Regions from separate parts of the Homo sapiens genome. Here region 1 is linked to region 2. Evidence: read pairs that join two places in POLR2A ChIA-PET (ENCODE). Cell type or tissue: OCI-LY7. All regions are shown on one strand. Each heading gives the region's core, and the rest is flanking DNA. Links, peaks and the distances in the headings are about the cores only.

Evidence for each region. ChIA-PET counts read pairs that join two places held together with the same protein. Peaks named below come from ENCODE experiments on the same cell type or tissue, not always from the same donor. Only the 100,000 strongest peaks of a DNase experiment are listed, where the experiment ranks them.
Region 1: POLR2A ChIA-PET joins it to region 2 with 5 read pairs; 12 of 35 experiments call an interaction of 5 or more read pairs at or near these places.

The regions. Positions count from the first base shown.
Region 1 is chr2:48,086,821-48,094,626 of GRCh38, forward strand. It overlaps LOC124907765 (a long non-coding RNA gene), which reads left to right. Exons shown (of 2, transcript XR_007086314.1): 2 at 3,287-3,514. Among named protein-coding and RNA genes, the nearest start is that of FBXO11, 180 kb to the left of the region's middle. In OCI-LY7, for the core only: no CTCF peak of the experiment used is centred there; no DNase peak of the experiment used is centred there.
Region 2 is chr2:47,895,747-47,903,552 of GRCh38, forward strand. The region is part of intron 1 of FBXO11 (F-box protein 11); the gene reads right to left. Among named protein-coding and RNA genes, the nearest start is that of FBXO11, 6.8 kb to the right of the region's middle. RefSeq lists a silencer at 6,213-6,482. In OCI-LY7, for the core only: no CTCF peak of the experiment used is centred there; no DNase peak of the experiment used is centred there; H3K4me3 peaks cover 815 bases; H3K27ac peaks cover 1,872 bases.

The sequences.
Region 1 (7,806 bases), core at 2,627-5,126, 190 kb after region 2:
TAAACTCCTTTTGATATATCTATATCTATATCATCTGTATCTATATCTATATCTATATCTATATCTATATCTATATCTATATCTATATCTATATCTATATCTCCTATTAGTTCTGTCCCTCTAGAGAAATGTGACTAATACAATCCTTAATAGAATACTAAGGTGTGGTTAAAAAAGCAATGAAATAACTAAAAATGGACTAATTCATGAGACATTCAAGATAAATTAGTAAGTTCAAAGATCAAGTTGTAAGGTACAGATAGATCTTAAATTTATGTTTTTAAAAATTCATAATAACATGCTAGTATGTGAACATAAAAAGCATTGATGTACTTTTCATAAGTAGTTATTTGGGGTTGGGGGATGGCGAGAAAATGAAGAACTTTTCTGTATTATATACATATATATTTATAAGATTTGACTATATTTTTAAAATTGGCATGCATTAGTTTTGTCATCAGAAAAGTAAAATCTTTCTTGTTTAATTTTGACATGGGGTCTTTCTGTGTCACCCAGATTAGAGTGTAGTGGTGAAATCATAGCTTACTGCAGCCTTGCACTCCTGGGCACAAGTGATCTTCCTACCTCAGCCTCTTGAGTAGCTGGGACTACAGGCGTGTGCTGCCAAGCCCAGCTAATTTTCTTATTTTTTGTAGGGATAGGGTCTTGCTTATTGCTAAGTCTGGTCTCAAATTCCTGGTCTCAGATGATCCCCCCTACCTTGGCCTCTCAAAGTGCTGGGATTATAGGCATGAGCCACCGCACCTAGCCTAAAATCATTTTTATTATACATTCTATGAAGGGAGATTAACATCTCATCTTGCCTTCTTAGCCCATTTTGTATTACCATAAAGAATACCACAGACTGGATAAACAATAGAAATTTATTTGGCTCACAGGTCTTGAGGCTGGGAAATCCAAGACTGAAGGATTATCTCTGGTAAGGACCTTCTTGCTGTGCCATCACATGGCAAGAGGCACCATGAGGCAAAGGGCATGCATGAGAGGCAAGAGATTGCAGACTCAAGCCCTTTTATAATTGGCATTAATGAATTTATGAGAGTGGAGTCCTTGTGACATAGACACTTCCCATAAGGCCCCACCTCCCAATACTGTTGTATTGGGGATTAAATTTCTAACACAAGCATTTTGGGGGACACATTCAAACCATAGCACCCTCCTTCTGAGTTTTTGAGTCAGTTTCCTTAGAACAGCCACAATAATTTCTTAACTTTCCAGAATTCATCCTTCTGACAATCTCTCTATCCAGAAAGTTGGCAAGAACAAGGAAATTCAGCAGGACACATAAAAGTCCTATTTGCTCCCTCAGAGATACTCCCTTAGAAACTATTTACCTCTACTTTACACTCAATGTGGAGACCTGTTATTCTCATTTTTATGAATATTTTAATATTCATACTTATATTCATAGTTCTTATGAATATAGCAGTTTAAAAGAGGGAAATGGAATTGCTAGTGGTAGGTACACTGACAACAGAAAATAATGTTTTCAGAAAAATTATAGATATAAAAAAACTAACATTGCAAACCAGCCTGGGCAACAGAGCAAGAGACCCTGTCTCTACAAAAAAAATTTGTTTTAATTAGCTGGGCAAGATGGTGCATGCCTGTAGTCCTTGTTACTTGTGGGGTGGAGGCAGGAGGATTGCTTGAGCCCAGAACTCGGAGGCTGCAGGGAGCTGTGATTGTGCCACTGCACTCTAGCCTGGAGACCTTGTCTTTAAAAAACAAACAAAACAAACAAACAAAAAACCATTACAAGGACTTACATGTATGTAAGTCTGGATCATTTAATAGAATAAACATCTTACATGTCTCAACAACCTCTGAGGTGATTTTTCTATGTAATAAACTATCATTTTTTATAACTTGGTGAAGACAATTTTAAATTGTGTCTATTGTTTAAGAGCTCAGGGAAGAGTATGATATGTTTAATTTAGATTTCCATTTGAAATGGTTAAAATTAAAAGTCTGGAGCTTAAAGGAAAAGCGCTCAGTTATCTGAGAAATTTTACTGCCCGGAAAGACTCATTATCCAAAAATTCCGGATAACCAGGATTTTTCTTCTCTCTTCTTTTCTTCCTAGAGCATTTAATCAAGGCCACCCATAGTCTAGAGATTTTAGAAATTCCCAGTTGAGTAATTTACTCACTAGCAAAGTGAACCGGGAGGAGAATGAGTCTGGGAGCATGGGGTGCTAGGTGCGGCTCCATTTGCAGCCCCTCTTCTGAGATAGGATAAACAGTGAGGGGGCAGCAGGGGTGGGGGCTTCACACTGGCATTTCTCTACCCTCTTTCAAACTTCCTTCCCTTAGCTAAGCTCAAAAATGGTTGATTAGGCTGTAAAATAAATAATGCTTATTAAGCCTAATTACATGTAGCAAAAAAAAAAAAAAACAATTATGCAAGTCATTAAAAGAGTCAGATCAACTTTGCTGTAAGTATTTCTTTAGAAATGGCTCTGCAGTTTAAGTTTTCTCAGCTTTCAGAACTCATTGTTTGCTAGCAAGCTAGGCTGCTTTAACCACCTCCCATTAGGGAGGAGAGGAAGGGAGAGAAGGGAAGAGAAAAAGAGATACATAACACTTACACACATACTTAAACACACACACACACACACACACACACACATACACACACACACACAGAGACAGACAGAGAGACAGAGAGAATTGTCCATGAGAACATTTTAAAAATCAGGATAGATCTACACAAAGTAGGGCTATGGCAGCATGGTTGCAATCACTCTACTTAGGAGAAAATGTATGTGCTACATTCACCAATTTCCCCTTGTTCTATAACTAGAGCTAAGATTTAAGTTAAGCTGAGATTTAATGTGCAATTCACTTTTTGTTTTCTTTCTCTCTCCTCTTTTAAAAAAGCTGGTAACCAACATTAAAGACATTGTGGTTGGTATCTTTATAACTAAAATATAGCTTCATTTCTGCTCATGGAAATATGTAGTCAATTAGCCATAATGTGGTCCAGACTCCCTTTGATATTCTAAAATAAAAACATTCCAAGTTATTTACTTGAGAACAGTTGTTTCTAAGCACGGCCAGTAGCTGCTGTTTTTAATAATACTGCTTTTAATGGGTGTGGGGCATTCTGACTGAAAGGAGGTAGGGAATGTGTAGCTCAAAGTTCTGAACTATAATCACTGGATTTTTGGAATAATAACCATGAGGGGTTATATTTAGATTCAACTATTATTGAAGTTCATTCACAGACATTTAACAATTCTTGTACTCCTTTCTCTTTTCAGGCAAGTTGAACGGGGAGTGAGGAGTAACCAGGGAAAAGAAGCAGATGAGGACACCATTTACAAGGATGCCTTGCCCTGGGAATCCTCCCCACAGGAGTAAGAAGGGAGCTACACTTTACATAGCATGTCTGAAGAGTAGTTCCCAAATACTTGTTCTTGGACATGGCAGAGCTGGATGCCCAAGAATCTCCTGGGAAACATTAATTACAAAAACCAAGCAAAACAGAACCCCTGGCTCCACGTTGATTTGGAGGGGGTAAGATGGGATGCACCAAGGGTGGGGGTGGTAACCACCGATATGGAAAGCATTGTTTTGCATTGGTAGTTAGATCATTTGGGCTTTCTGGCAATTCCCTGCTGTGTGACCTCAAGCAAATCAATCAATTCCTCTGAGCTTCATGTTGATTATTTAGAAAGTGATGATGCTATCAATAAGTCCCACATTAAAGAGTTATCCTGAGAATCAAATGAGATTAGGTATGCAAAAGCACTTATCAATCTGTCAGTTGCTCTCCAATTTTGGCTAAGCTTAGATATTTAAATCCTAGTAATATTTGTGCTAAGTGGTGTGGGAGATTAAAAAAAGAATCGGAATCTAGTTTGGGAGAAGTTTTCAACCTAGCTGGAGAGAAAAGGTATAAATGAAATGGTATGCATACTAAGCCACTAAAAAGCATTTTCAGTGTGCACCATGGGCTCTGCACTAGGGTAGATTATGTGGGTGATTGAGAAGTATAGTATACAACATGGATACTCTTCTGAAAGGGCTCCCAGTTTTGGTGGAGAAAAGAGACTCCTCTATAACAGCAAATAACAAAAAGATAATATATATAATCAAAGTAACTGCTAAATGTTATGGTACAGTCTCTAAAAGGTTACTAAGGGAAGTTCTGAAGAAAGAACAATAGGAATTGCTGTAGTCCAGGAAAGGAGAGAACTTTAGCTGGGTCTAGAAGTTAAAACAGCAGAAGGAACAGAAAGAGGCTCATTTGTCAGGGGAACAGCAAAAGCCAAGCATAGAGGCAGGAATGATCAGGGTGTATGCAGTACCACAAAGGAGATCAAACTGGCTAGAATGGTGGGACAGATTACAGAGGGCCTTAAAAGCTCAGCTGAGAAGTTTGTACTTGATACATCAATGCATATTTTGTATGTTTGTTGCTAGAATTCCAGACAGTAGACTGTTTATACACTTACCCTTGAAACTCTAGAATTGTGTTGCCCAATATGACAGCAACTAGTCACTGTGGCTATGAAGCACTTGAAATGTGGCTAGTCTGAACTGAGATGTGCTGTAAGTATAAAACACATACTAGATTTCAAAGATTTAGTGCAAAAAAAATAAAATATTTACATTATTTGTTGAAATGATACTATTTTGATATATTGAGCTAAATTTTAGATATTATTAAAATTAATTTATCTGTTTCTTTTCCTTTTTAAAATAAGGCTACTAAAAACTTAAAGTTACATAAGGGGCTTGCATTACATTTCTTTCAACAGTACTGTTCTAGAATGTCAAGATGGGTATTAAAGAATTTTATTTGCACAAGGAGCCTGGGAGAAAGAAACAGATAGACATTTAGGTAGATAGCTATGAAGATGCCTAGGAGGCCAGAATTAACAGTATTGTATATTGTATCCCCCTCACCACACACAGACACACACCTGGGATATACATTGAAGTCAAGGCAGTGGAACCTGGTCCTGGGCCAATGAGTAAAGAATGATATAAAGCATTATTTTTGTGTGCAATACTGAGGGATATCCTTCCACGAGAAGAGCCACTAAGAAACTGAGAGAGCAAGTAATGTACAAGAACTGTAATAGGATTCATGTTTAAGCATCAGAGCAATAAAAGTCATAAATCTGAATGAGAGAAAGAGACCTGTCCCACTTCAGAAGAATATCACTAGTGGCTTCATGGGCCGCATGCTTTACCACTGGGTAGGGCCAGAGGAGCAGAATAGCCATGGCCAGAAGAAAAAGGGGGTAGAAATGGCTCCAGCTACTAGGCAGCTGAGTGGAGACCAGCAGTTCTGACAAAAGAAGAGCAACCTTCTCCAAGGAGAACAACGTGCCCACAAGAGACTTAGCCAGGAGGTTTCCTGGCTAAGAGGAAAAAGTGTTTGGGCTTAGAGTCAAAAGTGATTTCTATTGTTACCCACACATTTTGAGAGAAGTATATATTTCCTTATATCAGAGGGAAAGTTTTGTTTTCTGTAATATGACTAGGCTCTAAAGAGAATATATTACATTAATGTAGAGGTTTTTTTCCCCCTGAGCACTGTGATGAACATGTTTAAGTAAATTTGGGTAGAATCTACACCCTACTCCCTTCCCAGCTTCCTTTCAACCACCCCACATCCTCATCCAGGCTCTGGATGTTAGTTGGCACTAAGGTTTCAGAGAGAGAGAAAAATTATTATGTTTAATCAAGTGAGAAAAATTTGGAGGGGACCGTGTGTAGAGAGGAAGGACAGCAGAGGGAAGGAAGGGCTGGGAAGACGGGAGAAGGCTTCTTATTCTGTGATGTGATCCTTTTCTTGTAACTTCACCAAAGCTAAAGTTAATTCTACTAAACTCACCCAAATTTGGCATGAGTGGATTGCTTGGTAAAACCAGCGAAGAGACTGAGTGTTGCCTCTGGGGTAATCTGGGGAGAAATATACAGCATATCCAAAGACCAAGCCTGACCTCAAAATATAAATCACTTGTGTTCCATCTCATATTAGGGAGACAGAGAAATATTTTTAAAAGAAGGAATTAAAAATATAGAATTGGAGTTTAGAGATATAAAAATTGTAGTCAGAAATAGCATGTGGGGGAACTGGCCCTATTGACCCTGCCCCGTGTTCTGGTCAACAGGGTTTAAAGGGAGTCTCTGACTCTACAGGCTGTGCTGTTTTAAAGAACTGCTTGTCTCTCCAGGAAGGAGTGCTGAGCTTTTCCAAAGCTCTTTATCTCATCCTCTTAGAAAATTGTCTTTCAGTTTTAGTAGAGCCTTAGTTGCCTCCAAGGCCAAAATGTTGAAAGACTGAGAAGTAAAAGATGCTGGGTCTCCAGACTTAAGCATTAGAGCTGCTTCAGATCCAAAAGTTGGGGGAAGAGGAGGAGGCTGGAATGGTCATGGGAGGGAGCCAGGGAAACAGGGAGGGGTGGGATCATGACACTTGCTTTCCTGTTCTCCTACTCATCTGTTAGTATTAGAATGAGTAGGCTTCTGGAATTCAGCTGAGCATTGAGGTTTTTTTTCCTGTTTCTTTTTGGGCTCCATGTGTTAAATGAGGCTTCCCACATAGAGCTCCTCAGACTTTGAGCCTGCTCCCCAGCTGGCAGTGTGTGTTTCTGCCTGGCATTGGGGAAGGAGTGAGCAGGAAGAGGCACCTCAGTAAAGGGGAGAGATTCTCAAGAGAGGATCTGATGTGTCTTCAATGAAGCTTTCTCTGTCTGAGTTGACCAGCAAAGCTGTATTTACTCCAGCAAGAATCACCTTAGCAACCAGCATAGCCAACGGAATCTATGGATATGTATATAAATATGAATTCTGTATGTACATGTGTGCATATACAGATAATGCTGTGTGTACCTTTTTTCATGTGCTTGGCCATATTCATTTTCACACTAAAGAAGAACCCATCAGTCCGACATAATGAGATTTTCTCAGGCGATTTGCTTATATTGTAACCATGCTGTCAATCCTTTGATGGTACTTTGGGTAACATTGAAAATATGCTGAATACTGTATTTCACAATATGGTACTGTAGTCAATGTAGGGGAGTGGAGGGAGGGAGGTCTCTGCTGGCCAGCTATATTTTCCATTTTCACAGAGCATCAGATCTTCTGGGCTCATCATGGACCTGGGGCCTGGTCCTCAGCTCATTAGGTCAGCCAGATACAGTTCTCTTATGAGTGATCAAGTTCTAGGATTCCCAACCATCAGACTTATTAGCTATTTTTAAATAACAATTGCTAAGAGTACAACATAAATTCTTTCCAGAAGGAAGAAAAGCGAGAAGTAACATAATTCCAGGAAATTACTTGATAAGCACAGAAAGTCAGGATAAAAGGAGGTGAGTTATCCTAAGAAATACTGGTGCTTGGCTGTAACAACCATCTTTTTGCTAAAAGATGCCAGCCAAATGACCAGAAACATCTATATTGGGGTATGTTTTTGTCCCTGGTTAGTACAGGGACATACCAAGGCAAATGCTCACTTCAGAGCTTTTCTTTCTTAGATTATAAGCCCTTTCTACCCCAATCTTAGACAAAGTTAATCTGCTTCTGAGAGAAGAGTAGAAACAAAAAACATCTGTCCCTGGAGAAGGGCAGGAAACCTGGTCAGGCCCAGTATCCTGTAGTGACACAAACAACATATCTGCTCTCACTGGAAGTGAGGCAGGAAACCCTCTCTTGCCCAAGAATCCATACAGGTACAAGGCAGAAAATGGCTTCCATGGATGTGGGAGGGGCAGCAATGCCAAGCAAGTTTCACCCTCAAGGCCCAGGCACACAGAAC
Region 2 (7,806 bases), core at 2,316-4,815:
CAGTGGCATGATCTGGGCTCACTGCAACCTCTGCCTTCTGGTTTCAGGCGATTCTCCTGCCTCAGCCTCCCGAGTAGCTGGGATTACAGGCATCTGCCACCATACCCAGCTAGCCAATTTCTGTATTTTTAGTAGAGACAGGGTTTCACCATGTTGGCCAGGCTGGTCTCGAACTCCTGACCTCGTGATCCACTCGCCTCAGCCTCCCAAAGTGCTGGGATTGCAGGCATGAGCCACCATGCCCAGCCATAACTATATAGTTTTAAATGTATATAGCCCATTTATATTTTAAAAACTATAGACTGTTTCTAATTCAAACAACTATTGCTAACACAAATGATTCATACATACTCTACTTCTCTCCCTCACAATCCTCACCCCAAAATTAGTCTTTTGAGTATTTTCTAAAAAGTGAAACTTTAAGAGAAAAATTTAAAAGTCAGAAAAAGATCAGGAAAAGAAATAAACACGTAATGTTAAGTGATTCTTGCAGGAATCCTTTACTCTCCCCCTCCCCCAATACTTTATTTGCCTCTGAAGAATCACTCCTACCCGAAAGATCTTTCTCCAAATTGTTTCTTTTCTTTTTTTTTTTTTTGAGACAAGGTCTTAAAACTCTGTCACCCAGGCTGGAGTGCAGTGGCTCAATCACAGTTCACTCTAGCCTTGACCTCCCTGGCTCAGATGATCCTCTCACCTCAACCTCCTGAGTAGCTGGGACTACAGGCATGGGCCACCACCCCACAGCTAACTTTGTATTTTCTGTAGAGACGGGGTTTCGCCATGTTGCCCAGGCAGGTCTCAAACTCCTGGGCTCAAGCGATCCACCCCACCCAGCCTCCCAAAAAGTGCTAGGATTACAGGCATGAGCCACTATGCCCCGCCCAATTGTTTAATTTCGCTTCCCTCTTTTACTTGGCCTAAAATACCAAAATTTGACAAGTTATCATAATCAGTCTCTTAAAAATGCAAATGTCTTTCAGAGAATTAATGAAGACATCAGTCATTCATATGTAAGTGTGAAGTAGTATAGTGGCTACTTTTATGTATTGCTGACCTTATATGAAATAAAGTGAGTGAGTCTATAATTTCCTTTACCATAAGAACACTTTGCTAAAAATACTAGCTTTCAAAATATAGTGCCTTACTCCAACTTCTATTTCTCTCAACAAATCTTCTTTGATATTTCTTCTTTACTATGATAGAAGTCTGGAAAGACTCCTACTTTTCATTTGTTAAATTTTATTCACTTCTAATTCCCTTTAAAGCTTGTTTTTTTCTTTTTTCAAAAAGTTATGACCAATTATGTGGGAAGAAACAATAACTAGTAACATACATACCAAAGTTGTCCATCTCAATATATAACAAGGGAATAAAAAATAGTTACATGCTCTTCCTCTTCCCCATCCCCTTTCCTACTAAGTGTTAGAATCTCATAAAGCCACATGTTCTTATATACAGTATGTTAATATACTATGAATGGAAGATAGAAAAATCAATGCTTGGATATAAAAAAGAATTATTGTATCTAAACCCAAGTAGAGTTGGCAAATCAGCAAAGGCTAAACTGATTCAAGTCAGTTGGTTACACTACAGTAACACAGACACCAATATCAAAGGTTAAACCCACACAGTGGCCAGTTAATTTCACACTAAAGAAAAACTTCTGGTCGGGTGAGGTGGCTCACGCCTGTAATCCCAGCATTTTGGGAGGCTTAGGCGGGCAGATCACTTTACATCATGAGTTTGAGATCAGCTTGGCCAACGTGGGGAAACCCCGTCTCTACTGAAAATACAAAAATCAGCCAGGCATGGTGGTGTGCACCTATAATCCCAGCTACTCAGGAGGCTGAGGCAGGAGAATCACTTGAACTCAGGAGGCAGAGGTTGCAGTGAGCCAAGATCACACCATTGCACTCCAGCCTGGGTGACAGAGTGAGACTGTGTCTTAAACCAAAAAAAAAAAAAAAAAAAAGGAAAAGAAAAAAGAAAAATTTCCAACAAAGATTTTGCCACAATTCAACTCAACCATCTGGAAAAGGAGTGTTGTTCACTAGGAAAAAAGAGTAAAAATGAGATTATCACTATTATCAGAAAAATAACTAAAAGTACATATTCTTACTCCATTTCTAGCCTTCAAATAATCTCTAAGTATGAGAAAATACAAAAGCTCTCTTCACACAAAAAAAAGGATGAATGACACCTCTTCTCTCATGAGATGTGAAAATATTCCTTAATGTTTTTTAAGGTTTAGTCACCACATGGAAGAAAACAATTTTCTCCCCTTTTTGAACATAGCCCCATGATCTTCATTTGTTAAAAAGAACAAAACATTTAACAACGGGGTTTTTAGAAACTGGGAGAGCAAGCAATTAACATACTGAACTCACACTTGCTTTAACATGCTATCTTATTCGGGGTGTTTAAAAAACGTTTTAAATGCAATTAATGCATTCATTTTCAAAGGAAAATAAACATTTTTGATATTTGCCTTCAACTGAAATAAATCATGTAAAGGAAGTTAGTTGGTTTCATTTCTCTATTTTCTAAGGATTAAGTTTAAGCACATTTTTTATGCTAACCAAACATATATAAAAACTCCAAGCTACACATATAAGAAACACACCAAACCATGGTGAGAAAAGAATATTTAGTCCACAAACCAGTCAAAATTACCACTGAAATCTAAAACTAATTTAACGCACATTTTTCTCCTTCTGAAATAGTCCAGCCTACAACCATGAGCTAAAATCAGTTAATACCCTTTATTCATAACTTATGAGTAATTCAGGGGAAATCTACCCTTCTTTGTATAATGAGTGCTTAATGATCTCATCAACACACTGGAAAAACATGCTGGTCAATCAGTAGAGTCTCATCTTGAGACAAATCTACATGAGAGGTAAAATTATAATCAGAAGATTACTTGAAAAATGTGAAACCAGATAAGTCAACAATCAATAGCATCAGACTAGTGCAGCCATCTCCAATAGGACAGATGGTATAGAACAGGGGACAGATCTGCTTCAAGGGGCAGGTTATTGCATCCCCTGAAAGTTATACAAACATTCTGCCAAATGTATTTTGGTATCTTTCCTTGTTTATAGAAAGATTAGGTGATATAAATCAATTTTGAAATTTTTTTGCTACTTACTATGCATCTTCATTGTTGTATAGCTGAGCCTCTACTTCTTCATTTATTAAAAAAAAAAAGTAATAAAATCTCTTACAGAATTGGTATAAGGGGGCCAGGCACGGTGGCTCATGCCTGTAATCCCAGCACTTTGGGAGGCCGAGGCGGGCGGATCACGAGGTCAGGAGATCGAGACCATCCTGGCTAACATGGTGAAACCCGGTCTCTACTAAAAATACAAAAAATTAGCCGGGCGTGGTGGTGGGCACCTGTAGTCCCAGCTACTCAGGAGGCTGAGGCAGGAGAATGGTGTGAACCCGGGAGGCGGAGCTTGCGGTGAGCCGAAATCGCGCCACTGTACTCCAGCCTGGGCGACAGAGCAAGACTCCGTCTCAAAAAAAAAAAAAAAAAAAAGAATTGGTATAAGCTTCAACAAATCAGTTTCTCTGAGGTTGTAACAAGTCATACAGATTGAATTTTATCTCTTGGGTTTAATTTTATATACAGCTGATACAATCCCTTACTTTTTATATTTAAAAGACCTATCATTTATTAAATATCTATCATGTGCTAGGAACTTTACTATCTCTCATCCTTACAAATGTTCTATAAGGCAGGTGTGATTCCCACTTGAAAGATCACAAAGTAAGGCTCAGAGAGGTAACATTGCTCACCAAATGTTAAATAACTAATCAGATGTGTAGTCAGGATTAGAACCCATATCTAGCTAGCTTTAACTCTGAGCTCTTTACATCATACTGTCTCATTCCTTATAGTGTATCTTCATAATTTTATTTTCACAGGGTAGCAACTACAATTTGGGGAATACTTTGCCAACAAAGTCACATACTATAATTCTGTGGAAGATAAGAATATATTTCAAAGGTCTGATAAATCAGTGAATTGGAAGGTCTAAAACAGAGTAATACTTCAAAGATAAGTGGGACAAGACAGAAACAAAATAAGAGTAACTTTAATATCAGGGATAAATAGGGGGACAATAAAAGACCTCATGTTGAAATAGCTCATTACTGTAAACTGGTTATTTTCAAAGTTAAAACAAACGGTGGGGGGCGGGGGGACTTGAGAAAATACTCAAACTAGGGGTTCTCACTAACAGATCAGGAACTACTTGTGGTTCCTGCCTTACCTAGTAGGTCTCCAAGCTGGTTGGCCTTCTCTTGGGTTTGTCAGAATTTCCAGTAAAGGGAGAAAAGCAGGATAAGAGCTCTTAGGCCTTATCAGCAGAGCTCTTAGGCCTCATCAGCACAACTTTAACACTAATAGCAACACTACTCTGTTTCTATCCCTCAAGTAAGTTCCAAGCTTTAAGAAAATAGGCTCTTTTTACAGCTCCCATACTTCCTGCCTCCAAAAGGTTGAGTGGCACTGTCTCCTCTCATGGGATACATTTGGAAGGGTTAGCCACCAGATGACAGAGTAGTACCCCACAGTACTTACTTCCTAAAACAGGAAAAATCATGTTTCTTGTGCAGAACTCCTCTATTAAGACTGCACAGGATCCATGAAGTTAAAATATCACATGCTAGAACAATGCCACAGAAAGTATAACTAGCATTCCTGACTAGAACAGCAAGGAGTGTCTCCTGGCTGCTGCATATTATAAATATACAGCTCATTCCTCATCAGTACAGTGTCGAGAAAAAAGTATATACACGTATATATACACACGTATACACACATATATACGTATATACACACGTATACACACGTATATACACACGTATACACACACGTACGTATATACACACGTATACACACACGTACGTATATACACACGTATACACACACGTATACACACACGTGTATATATATACACGTATACACACACGTGTATATATATACACGTATACACACACGTGTATATATATACACGTATACACACACGTGTATATATATACACGTATACACACACGTGTATATATATACACGTATACACACACGTGTATATATATACACGTATACACACACACGTGTATATATATACACGTATATATACACACATATATATGTATATATATACACGTATTTATGGAATTGCAGGGTTTTTAAAAATTGAAATCATTCAGTACGTATAATATTACATAAAATATTGCCGGTGGGGAGATATATATATTTATGTATATATATACACACGTGTGTACATATATACACATATATATGTATATATATACACACGTGTGTACATATATATACATATATATGTATATATGTACACACGTGTGTACATGTATATATATACACACGTGTGTACATATATACATATATATGTATATATATGTGGGTACATATATATGTGTGTCATAGATAAGATTTTTATCCCACAAATATGGGATTAGAGAGACTAGGTTTTTATTCTACAAGATTAGCTCAGAGTAGAAATGAATAGCAAAATCTATTAATGCATTCATTAAATTTCTTGAACTATAAATATCACAATTAGATTTTCAGCACTTCAAAACAGTCCTGTGACTTTTCCAATAACTAGAAAAAAAATACATCTATTTTCAAAAACTCCCATGTCAAGATTATTTCCAGAACCCAAATTCATCTTTTATTAAAAGGTAATAAATGAGAAACTAATAACAGTTATTAGATTCCAGGTAGAAGAATTTAGTAGCTGGAGGCTGATGTACGAAGGGGACTTCTGAATTTTAAACTGTGGCAATATTACCTATTCAAAGTAATTAATTTTATTTTATTTATTATTTATTTTTTGAGATGGAGTCTCATTCTGTCACCCAGGCTGGAGTGCAGTGGTGCAATCTCAGTTCAAAGTAATTAATTTTAACAACTAAAATCTACTGATGAGAACACACAGCACTTCTGTAGACTTGTAAGCTTTCCTCATACTTTGTAATATCTAAAAAAATTACAAAATACATTCCTGCAGTAAAGACAATAAATTCATCAGAACGGGCTGCAAAAGCTAACTCCTTCTAGAATTTTAAAACAAAACAAATATCAAAAATCCAATCCCACACTACTGTTTCATTAAATCATGGACTATATTACCGAATTGTCACTGCGTAAAATACAGTTTTTATTTTTGAGACCGAGTCTTGCACTGTGTCACCTGGGCTGGAGTGCAATGGTGTGATCTCAGCTCACTACAACCTCAGCCTCCCGCGTTCAAGCGATTCTCCTGCCTCAGCCTCCAGAGTAGCTGGGATTACAGGCGTGAGCCGCCATGCCTGGCTCATTTTTGTATTTCTAGTTAAGACGAGGTTTCACTACGTTGGCCAGGCTGGTCTTGAACTCCTGACCTCGTGGTCCACCTGCCTCGACCTCCCAAAGTGCTGGGATTACAGGCGTGAGCCATTGCTCTGGGCCTGTAAAATACAATTCTACTAGTACATGAAATCCCAATCTCAGGAATTTAAGAAATTAAAAAAGCTAATGATTAGGCTAGTATTTAGTCTTAGGATAGCTGATCATTTCAGCTAACGAGTGAACACAATAGTCCATGAAATACCCAGACCAATATTTCCTTACGTGGGGTGTAAGAAATGCTCCCCCATGGAAAGCTTTGAAAAATCCTCAAAGATTTTAATCTATAGGGTCTAGTTTCTTTCTTCTTCAAACACTGGCCATTACAGATAAGACAAAGCGTATATACACACACACATAATGTATGTACAAACATGTATATACACAAATATACCCACATACACACACACATACACATACACACGTGTGTATGTAAATATATTTAAAAGTGGTGTCAAGGAAGTTTTTATACCAATTAACCTGTGGGCAATGAAGCAGCTAAAGACCATTCTGACAGACTTTTTGCCTGAAAACATATTATACTGTAACTATTTTATTACCACTAAAGAACCTGAAATGCATCTTTATATAAAACAAATGATTTTATATACAGTCTGAACTAGTTTGTCTCAAAACAGCGAGTCTCACTTTGATTCCCTATCTGGAAAGTTGTCTGATCCACTATTAAGTAACTCTATCCAAGATCCTAATGCAAATGTTACATATCCATTAAGAGTTAGTAAAAGGTTAAAAAAAAAAAAACAAAAACCACACATACATTCTTAGCTTTAGTTCTTTAATTATCCTGTAATAATTAAACCCAGCATATTCCTAAACTAGCAACAACAAAATCCCTTTCTTTCCAAACTAGAAAGTGACACTTTGCGTGCTCCATAAAACTTTCGAAATAGAGTATTCTTAGTTAACTTCTGATCATTATATGAATCGGACATTTAAAAAAACGTAATTAAAATGTCAATTTTTCAAAGAATAACATATTTTTCCATATGGCTGGCAACATCTTTATTATTTTAGTTAACGAATTCATCTTAATGTTTTATTCATTTTAAGGCCATTTATGTGCCCTCTTTAAGACTCACACTATTTTCCCTAAAGTTCTTTTCCTCTCTGCTCTGTGCCAACACAGAATCTCCAAAACAGTTTGTACTAGCTGCAGAGAAGCAACAATTCTACAGTAAATTTCATTTACCATTTGGTTGGGTACATACTGAAATTTGGATTCATGAATATTGACAGTTTATAGACATCAATGAGAAGAAAATTGACACTGGCATGTGACTGCCAACAACCAAGTCACCTTACCTCACATAGAAATGAAAATAGACCTCAGTAGCTAATAATTTTGAACAAATGAATAAAAG